2 separate regions of the Homo sapiens genome follow, and region 2 is linked to region 1. A link is a contact called in ENCODE Hi-C or POLR2A ChIA-PET data. All regions are on one chromosome and are shown on one strand. Each heading gives the region's core, a stretch centred on a gene start or an enhancer-like site at or near the end of the contact. The rest is flanking DNA. Distances are from core to core; before and after follow the strand shown. Region 1 overlaps LINC00607 (long intergenic non-protein coding RNA 607). Region 2 overlaps LINC00607 (long intergenic non-protein coding RNA 607).

Region 1 (4,952 bases), core at 667-3,166:
AATGGTGCAATCATAGCTCACTGCAGCCTTGATCTCCTGGGCTCACACAATCCTCCCACCTTAGCCTCCCAAGTAGCCAGGACTACAGGCACATGCCACTACACCTAGCTAATTTTTTTTTTATTTTTATAGAGACAGGAGCTCCATATGTTGCCCAGACTGGTCTCAAACTCCTGGGCTCAAGCAATCTTCCCGCCTCATCCTCCCAGAGTGCTGTGATTATAGATGTGAGCTGCGCCCAAGCGGCCCTGATAGAGTATTTTTTTTTTTAAACATCAGGCCAGACCATACTCCTGTAGAAAGGGAAGAGGTTTACTCCTGAAAAGAGAGGCTAGTCCCAGTGTCACACTTATCTGAGGAGGAGGTGGGAAAACGGCACTCTGAAGGCAGGCCTTAGCCAGATAGGACAGAATTCCTAGCCTTTCTCTCTCCCTCTGAACTTTGAGTTGGCTCAGTTGGCTTGGGAGCAAAGCTTAAAGATGGCTTTGGACACACAAACCCAGCCCTGAAGAAGACAAGAAGGCATCCGGTAAGATATCTCAAGCTGAAGACTAACGCATCTTACTTTACAAAGTGTATTTCTCATTTTATGTTCCTCTTTTATTCGATGTTTTTGTTAAAAATCTAGCCTTCTGTGAGAGCCTTTAAAAATGCTTCAGCTGTGCTGGAGGAACTAAGGTCATGCTGGGGGTGCATGCTAGGAGAGGCGTGTCATCTGAGGCCAGCATGATCATGCCTGGTGTGACTCTTGGAGTGAACTTCTCAGTTCACATCCCTGGCCCCTTCCCAGGGACTTGCCCCGATTCAGTGAGGTGAGTTCCAGAGGTCGTGTCTTTACTTGGTGACATGAGCCAGGGCTACTTTCTTCAGGGCTGAATGCCTAAATGAAGCCGGGCTAATCATATTGTCTTTCCTGGAAATGTGGAGATTTGTGTTCAGAGGACCGGCACCTGAGGGTCCTGGAGCTGAGCCACAGAGCATCCTAAAGGGAAAGTCCAGATATTCCCACAGTTAAGGTCTCTGGAGCCTCCCTACTTCTTACCCTGCTGAGGTTTGGTTTTTAAACTCAGATCTTCTCAATACATTTTTCTTTTTACTTAAACTGGACAAAGTCTGTTTCTCCCCCTTTAATCAAATGAATCTCAATTAATACATAGCAGCGGCAGTCAATTTTTTTTTTTTAAAGAAATCTCCAAAGGCAAGGTAAGTAGTGGCGTATAGGAATAGCAGGCTTGAAGCTCTACCATTCAGTGGTAACCCTAAGTAAATCCCTAAGTGGAGAATCCTAAGTAAAATAGAGGTACAGTTACCAAATAATCAGGGTAGATCCCAGGGGTCAAAATCTGAGGAGAGTTAGCCTCAGGGAAGTGGAGCCATGATGTACCAGCAGCTGAGCACCAAGGAGAAAACAGAACACAAAGCATTAAACAGGCTGCCCAGTGGATGGTCAAAATAGGGGACAGGTGTGAGCAGAGTTTAGCTAAGGAGCTAAAGTTCAGAGGAATGACCTCAGGCTTAGACAAACTGAAACTCAGGGCAGGGACACAAGTCAGGGTGACAAAACACTACCCAGTGGGATCATAGGTCAAAGCAGAAGCCCAGTTACCAGAACTGGAGCACGAGGTCAGAGCAGGGCAGCTCATCAGTGTGTAACCAATGCTGCTGGACTCCTCAGTTTCCCAACAAGGGACAGGTCTGGTCCCACAGTCTGGAGCAGGGCTAAGGCTGCAGGCAGGGGTGAAGAACAAGGCAGCCGGGGTGTGGGGACAGGGAGTCAGTGCTCACACTGCGATCTCGCAGCCTTCTTCTCCATAGTGACACAGCCCTGGGGCCTCTGCTCAGCCCCTGAGCTTCCAAGCAGAAAGAGCTGTAGGAGAGGATGAAGTAAGTCAGGGAAACGGAGCCACCGTCATCAGCCTGGAGCCCTTGTCCTGCATGGAGTGGCGCGTGGGGGCGGAGGAGAGGGAGAGCTGCTTTTGTTTGTTTATTTCCTCATAGCAACTCACAAACTTAGCCAAATACAGATACAAATGAAGTGCATGAAAACTTTCCTAACTTCCTGACTCAGAATCGTTACTAAATATATAGATCAGATGTAGGCGGACGAAGGCAGAATTGTAGGTTCCACCTAACAGTCCTCAAACACTGCTGCCCCTGTGCCCCTCCATGTAGAAAGAGCTCCCAAAGGTCACCAGGATGTGCTTGCCGTTTTGCTCAGTATTTTCTAAAATAATCAAAATGGAAACTGAAAATTCACCTTCCTCATGTCTCCTAACCTCAGAGGAGCCAAGCACAACTGGAGAGGCTTGGTCGAAATTGATGATTGATTGATTAGTTATCCTCTCTTTAGTGCCCTCTCTCACCTTACTCCTCATTTACTCCTGTGACAGGCCATGACGGGGGCTCACAGGACTGAAGATATGGCTACAGTTCCCATGGGGTGCAGGTGATTCCAGCAGGCTGAGACGAAGTTTCAGCACAGAGGGCATGGATGAGTTGGTGTTTCCATGAGAGGAAGGATTGGATAGGTCACGCATTCTGAAACAGATTTGCAAGGGTCTTTAGAAGTTATCTGGCTCCAGTGTGCATCATCTGATGAAACTGGTTTATCTAGCAGTTGGCAAAGGGTAAGGTTATTCTTAATGAATATTTCCATGAGGGCCCAGGATTAGGTGTATCAACATGTTCATTCCTAGATTTCAGCTGTCCTTGAAGAAACTGGTAGAGGGGAAGGGAGAGGGAGTGGAGGCAATTGTAGAATAGAGAGGATCATATCAGACCTTGTCATGAAGGTAGTGTAAGCCTCAAAAGAATTTGTCACCAAGCTCCACAAAAGAAATAAAAACTTTTCCCTTCTTCCTTTTGTAATCTACCTTTACTGAATTTGGACTACATAAACTCATTTGTTTTCAATTTAACCGCTATGTGATTAGTGGGGTAGGTTGCCAGAATATGCAGAAAAGAAAATAAAAATACTGTAAATCAAGTTTTCCCATTCTTCACCCCTGCCGCCTTTGCATTTGGGGACCTTCAAAGCTCCTGGCAGGATGTGGCTTTGACTCTGGGTTTTCTCATGTACAGCCCTTAGAAGAGTGCTTGGCACATAACAAATGCTGTGTAAGCATTTGCGATTAGTAGTAACATTTGTAGTCACATTTGTACCTTTCATGTAGAATTCCCTACCCTTAATCCAGCCAACTCCTACCTTCCCTGATAGACCACGGCCTTCATCACTGTCCAGGGCTTAGGGCTTACAGAATTTAACTCTGAATACTTTGATTAAAATCATTGTTTCTACAGATGAGAAAGTTAAAAAGGACTCCCCACTTTATGTAGCTCTTGGAGAGGGAACTTGATGATTAAGCTACTCTCAATTATTAATACTGAGAAGAAGAAAAATGTGCAGGCAGTCCTCACTGCCATCCCCTCTTAAATTCCATCCATCTGCTGCCTGGATGGTGCTGACAAACCCCTATTTCACTTTTCACTTCATTGATTCACTCATTCAACAGTTTCCCTGCTGATTCATCCGTCTCAAAGTCAACTTGTTAACATTTTACCTTACCAATTCAGGAACACCAGCGGTTGGAAAAAGAATGTAAGTACTGGTTACTCCATAGCAGGAGATGAAAAGATGATTCATTCCTTACCATTCCTCTGCTTTCAATTACTTTTGTAAGAATACCATGTAGCAAAAGCTGAGGTGCCCTGCATGCAGTCAAAAACGTATTTTTGCACCTTTTTCATTCATGGATCCATAGGATTCTACTAGACAGTCCTCTCCCATTTAGGATTGTCTGTTCTCAATATCATAGACTAAATACAAACAACTGTGAAAGGCAGCTGTTCACAATGAAGCAGCCACAAAGCTAAGCACAAAGGTATTCTGCAGTGGTTTTTGAGCTTCAACTATCCAACTTGATTCATTCCCTGTAAGTCCAGTTTTCCCTAGCCTGCAAACATAAATAAGGAAAGTCATTTTCCTATTATTTACAGCAACTTCAAGACTCCATTTATCAAATTAGCTGGGCCACAGTCCCCTTCCCCAGGAATCCTCAAAGGTGGTGGTATTTCATGTGCTTTCCTGAGTCAGTTAATCTCTGCTTCCATGGGCTCAGGCCATCAATCTCCACTCCGTCCACTGGCCACTTAGGCCAACTGCCAGTTGCCATTTACTCCTCTAGAACTGCTGACCTGCCTATGGCGAATGCTGCTATTTCCATGCCACTCTTGGTTGAGGAGGGAAGGGAAAAGTGGGATGCACTCCCTCCCTGTTCCTTGCGTGTCTGGTGTATAAGAGATATTTCCTTGACACAGCTGAAACCAGGCTGTAACTTTTGACAACACTTCATTTAAGGTCCTGAGATAACAGGGGGGAATAGTAACCTTGCAGCTCCAAATGTAGTTCATGCACAGCAGCCTCAGCATCACCTGGGAGTTGGAGAGCAATTCGAAATCTCAGGTCCCATTCCAGTCTTCCTAAACAGTGTGCATTTTAACAAAACATTCAGGTAATTTGTATGCATGTTAAAGTTCGAGAAACATGAATTTCTTTTTTAAAAATATTTTTATTATACTTTAAGTTCTGGGGTACACATGCAGAATATGCAGGTTTGTTCCATAGGTATACACGTGCCATGGTGGTTTGCTGCACCCATCAACCCGTCATCTATGAGAAACAAGAATTTCAACACAGACGAACTTTCATCTGCATGCCACATATCCATCACTGGCCTCTCCACATTCACCCTCCACCCTTTTCCACCTTTGTTCTCTGCTTAGGATGTTGACCTCTCTTGACTGCATGGGTCAGGGCCTTCTTTCCCTACGGCTTCAGAGGATAGGAGGAAAATTGGGTTAGTTTGACCTCAGGCTGGCTGCAACCCTCTGGATTGTGAATTGCCTTGAGGAAGCCCAACTCACTTCCTTGGTCTTAGACCTGCTATGGAGGG
Region 2 (5,189 bases), core at 1,074-3,573, 62 kb after region 1:
TACCATGGAGTCATCTTCAGACAAGTCCTTAAATTTTTTAAAGGCAGGGAAGGCTTAACATATACAGTTCTTTAAATGGTTATCTATGATGAAAGAAGGAATTATATAGAAGGAGCAGGGCCAGGCACAGTGGCTCATGCCTATAATCCCAGCACTTTGGGAGGCCGAAGTGGGTAAAACAAGTGAGGTCAGGAGTTCAAGACCAGCCTGGCCAACATGGGGAGACCCCTTTTTTTGTATTTTTTTAGTAGACAAGGAGTTTCCCATCTGGGCGTGCTGGTGCATGCCTGTAATCCCAGCTACTCGGGAGGCTGGGGCACAAGAATCGCTTGAACCCAGGAGAAGGAGGTTGCAGTGACCTGAGATCATGCCACTGTACTCCAGCCTGGGTGACAGAGTGAGGGAAAAAAAAAAAAAAGAAGGGACAGGGTCAAAGCAATACTTCTATGAATATACCTTGTTTTGTATATTTGAATTTGGTACAGTGTAAATACTTTGCATAATTATAAAACAAAATTAAACATAACAAAATCAGATACTTAACAATTGAGAGCAAAATTAGTCAAGTAAATACAACTGTGTATCAGATGGATGGCAAAACCACATAGAGGAACTATTCCAAATGACTTTGAAACATTGTAAACTGACTATAAATTTCTATTGAGATATACTCTGTGGACAAAAAGAACTGCAAATAAATCTTAAAATTATCAAATCACTGCAGCTAGTGGTAGGTATTGTTATTCTGAGACTGTCGTGTGCATTGTGAGATTAAGCAAATAAGTAATTGTCTTGGTGCCATCAGAAACCAGGATTTTTGTCATGAGAGAAAGGAAATACAAACGTAAGATGCAGAAGATTGAGTTAAAAGTCCTATTCTATATTTGAATATATATAAATTCATGATGTATTTTATTTAAAAATATATATATATTTCCTACCTCTATCCTCTGAAAAGATCAACCTAAGAGCAATGAGGAGTCTTAATTCTCATATTGCTGTTTCTAGTCATCATTTCCAAATCAAAGCAATCATGCACCTGTAATCCCAGCACTTTAGGAGGCCGAGGTGGGTGGATCACCCTCCTCGAGGTCAGGAGTTCAAGACCAGCCTGACCAACATGGTGAAACCCCCATCTCTACTAAAAATACAAAAATTAGCGGGCGTGGTGGTGCGCACCTGTAATCCCAGCTACTCAGGAGGCTGAGGCAGGAGAATCTCTTGAACCTGGGAGGTGGAGGTTGCAGTGAGCCAAGATCTTGCCACTGCACTCCAACCTGAGTGACAGAGCGAGACTCTGTCTCAAAAAAAAAAAAAAAAAAAAAAGGAAAAGAAAAAAAGAAAAAGAAAAAATGGCTGATTCCAAGTCTGAGAAAGGAAAAGTAGAGGATGAGCCTAGAACATTTTGTCATACTAGACAACGAGGAGGCTCTCAGAGATTACTGAGATTGCTCAAAAGATTCAAAAGACAACTTGAATAGGTTGCCACTGGCCAAAGATAAACTAATTCGACACTTCAGAACACTCACTTCCATTCTTTGAAATCTGTGCTTCCTAGGTGGCTATCTTCAGACTTTGCATTTGAACACTTTAAACTAGATTTTGACCCTTTTGATTATTTTAGGATGACATTTTGGTGACCCAGATGGGACCCAAAGCAAGCCGCCAGTGATCCCCACCATTTCACCAACAACAGTCAGGGCACTGGTATTAGCATGAATGACTTTTGTTCACTCGACCTCACTAGAGCCAGGAGGAGTCTCTGGTGAGGTTCCTCTTCAAGTTCAAATCTCCCTGATTTTTGTTGATATTCAGACCTTATTCAAGCCACCTAATTCCACGCTCAATAGAGCTGGAATTAAAGCTCTGCTTTTCAGGTAAGGTTTTGGGTTTTGTTCTCTAGAGATTCTGCTCTTTGCAGGTTTTGTTTTGTTTATTTTGTGTTTTGTTTTGTTTTTATAGACAGAGTCTTGCTTTTTTTTATAGACAGAGTCTTGCTCTGTTGCACAGGCTGGAGTGCAGTGGTGCACTCATGGCTCACCGCAGCCTCAAACTCCTAGGCTCAAAGAATCCTCCCACCTCATCCTCAGGAGAAGCTGGGACTGTAGGTGCAGGGCCACCATGCCTGGCTAACTTACTTTCTGTAGAGACAGGGTCTCATTATGTTGCCCAGGCTCATCTCCAATACTTAGCCTCAAGTGATCCTCTCAAAGTGCTGGGATTACAGGCATGAGCTACTGTGCCTGTCCTATAGATTTAGGTTAACAGTTGTTTGTTGAACTATGCATTAGAGTTTGTGCAGCCTTTGCTCTCATTCGCACTATGGTCAGGAAAGGAAACCATTTCTCTCTCTGAAAAGAGGAAGTGAATTTTTTTGTGGTTTAAGCAAAGTTTGTAATTAAAAAAAAAAAAAACTGGCTAAACTTGGAAGCTGGGTTCATTTGACATATCTAAAGTCCCTTCTGAGTGGCCAAAGCCAGGGAAAAGCTTTTAATCAGAATGAAGATAAATCCTGAAGATAAGGGACACTATTCTTCCTGGACAAAATGTACCTTAGGCAACTAGGTTCCTGTGGGAGTGTTTGAGCTCATTGCTTGTGATGTGCAATGGTCCCATAGGCAATCCTCAAAGAAGAACACAGGGGGAATCTTGCTTAACCCAGGGGGCCCCATGAAAGGCTGCTCTCCCTGTGCCTTAAGCACCCAGGACTCATGGGTTTTGCCAAGATGTGTAAGAGGGGAGAAGCAACTCGTAGGTGACACCTTGAGGAGTAATCCTCATTGGGCAGCACACCACATCCAAAACATCTTTCACTTTCAGCTTAAAAAGAACTTAATTTATGGGCAGTTATCTATGTAAAACCACATCTTCCTTCTGAAAGGAGAGATCAACCTATGGAAACTCCAGTTGGATTCCTAGGCAATACTTATGGGGCCACCTCCTGTCAATATCTAGAGAAATAGTCTTAACCCGTGAAGACACCAAACTACAATGGCCAAAATGAGATACTTTTGAAATACCTAAATTAGTTTATTTACACACACAACTAGAAAAACAGCTCTAAAATTAAACAATAATTGGGAGAGTTACTTCCAATGGTACTTAGACCTTTTCAAGAGAGGCTCTGACAAAGTTCTTTCCCTATAGGAAGAAGACATAAAGCTCTCCAAAACCACTTCTGAATTAAAGACAACTGCTTTAATATGCAACAAATGTTAGGCTGTGGTGAGCTCAGGTAATTGAGACTCCAGAAGCAAGTAGAACCGATGTATTGAACAGGCGAACTTCTAGGGGATTAAGGATATAGATGACTGTTAAAGGTCAGCATCCCCCTAATTCTGTCCTTCACATTACAATCTCTAGGTCCAATCATCTAAACCCTGTCACTCTTCTACCTCTGGCTTCAGATGAGAGGGCACAAGATTGCAAAATCTTAACCAACCGCTTCTCTCTCCCAGACAGACCTCCAGGAGACTCCCCTTCCTAGCACTGATGTTGTTTGGTTTACAGATGGATCTAACTTAAAGGATGAATCTGGGACTTATTGTGCAGGTTATGCTATAGTATCTTTAATGGGAGAAATAGAAAGTGATTGCCTTCCAGGAGCCACATTCACTCAACAAGCAGAACTGGTAGCATTAATCAGGGCCTGTCAACTGGCAAAAGGAATAACTGCTAATATTCATGCAAGCAGCAGATCTGCTTTTGGAGTTGCTCATGATTTTGGAATGCTATGGAAACAAAGAAGGTTTTTAACCACTTCTGACCAGTCTGTAAAAATTGGACACCTTATTTCACAATTGCTAGAAGGCTTATTATTATACCAAGATCACTGCCCATTATTAAAATCCCAGATCACCCCAAATCAGATACTCCAGAAAGCAAAGGAAATCAGCTAGCTGATAAGGCAGCAAAAAGAGCTGCACTAAATGCATCTAAACAAGAAAAGTAACCTATATTAACTTTTAAAGAAGCACCTGAATTTGACAAAAAATGAGCTAAGTACAGAGCTCCAGAAGCTGAACAGGAAAATTGGAAGACGAAAAGGAGAACATACTCTCCCAAAGATGAGGTGTGGTGTGGGCCAAATAATTTACCTATGCTTCCTGCTGAATTACAGTCGTCATTTTTAACCTATAGACGTGATTCAACTCATTGGAGCCTTGATGAAATGGTTGCTTGGGGAAAACAATACTTTCAAAAACCATCTCTGATTATAGCTCACAAGGTATACAATCACTGCCATGTATCTGCTCAAAATATAATCTAGGGAAACCTTTACACAGTTCCCGAGGACATTTGCCTTTAACTGAAGGCCCCTATGAAGTACGACAATTAGATTCTATTCAGCTGCCACCACTGCAAGGATACCATTATGTTCTAGTGATTATTTGCATGTTTTCTCATTGATTAGAAGTCTATCCATGTAGAAGAGTGACTGACTGACTGCCTTAGCAGTAAGTAAAATTCTTTCAGGAAAGATTATTCTGACTTGGGGAGCTCCCTTAAAACTCCACAGTGACAGAGGTACTCATTTTACCAGACAGAAAATTCAGTCAGTATGTAAAAGTTGGCCTCTCCTCCAACACTTTCATTGTGCGTGTCATCCCCAATCATTTAGATTGGTGGAGCATACAAATTGAATAATTAAGATTCAATTGGCAAAAATAACAGAAGTTTTAAAGATTCCATGGCCAAAGTCTCTTCCATTGGTTTTTCTTAACCTAAGATCAGTCTCATTTAGAAAATGTCAGTTGTTGCTATAACTGGCAAACCTATGAATCTGTCCCCATGGAATTGTAACTCCTTAATTGTAAAGGGAGACATGTTCCCTTATTGTTATTACCTTATGAAACAATTAACTAAAAATTATAATCTAGTAAAAGATTATTAGAGACCTCTCAGGAAATGAAGAATTAAAGACTCACAGTCTTTAACCAGGGAATTTTGTTTATTGGAAATGACATATTTTAAAAGACTGTTTCTGACCGAAGTAGAAGGGCCCTTCCAAAGTGTCCCTTACTAAACCTCGTGCTGTTAAATGAGAAAAAATAGACTCCTAGATCCATGTTTCTCATCAAAAAAGGCTGTATCTCCTGAGTGGAATGTTTCCCCGGAAGATGACTCTCAGCTCAAGTTAATGCCAGGTCGAAAAGAAGATGATATCTGATGTAGACAGCTAAAACCCA

What was found. Hi-C counts contacts between places; a loop is a spot of excess contacts on that map. ChIA-PET counts read pairs that join two places held with the same protein, here RNA polymerase II (POLR2A). Pooled maps may share reads with other maps.
Region 2: a loop to region 1 is called in a pooled map, with 2.0 times the contacts of the local background. The contact joins two enhancer-like sites. A Hi-C loop is called at or near these places in 1 of 168 maps with a recorded cell type or tissue (PC-3) and 1 of 50 pooled maps. POLR2A ChIA-PET finds 5 or more read pairs at or near these places in 2 of 52 experiments (HepG2 and IMR-90).

Annotation. Positions count from the first base shown.
Region 1 is chr2:215,747,880-215,752,831 of GRCh38, forward strand. It overlaps LINC00607 (long intergenic non-protein coding RNA 607), which reads right to left. Exons shown (of 10, transcript NR_037195.1): 2 at 2,364-2,538. Among named protein-coding and RNA genes, the nearest start is that of LINC01614, 32 kb to the left of the region's middle. Within about 2 kb of position 1,917, at least 11 of the 41 ENCODE cell types and tissues checked have a DNase peak (open chromatin) inside an H3K27ac peak, as active enhancers do.
Region 2 is chr2:215,809,453-215,814,641 of GRCh38, forward strand. The region is part of intron 1 of LINC00607 (long intergenic non-protein coding RNA 607); the gene reads right to left. Among named protein-coding and RNA genes, the nearest start is that of LINC00607, 31 kb to the right of the region's middle. Within about 2 kb of position 2,324, at least 2 of the 41 ENCODE cell types and tissues checked have a DNase peak (open chromatin) inside an H3K27ac peak, as active enhancers do.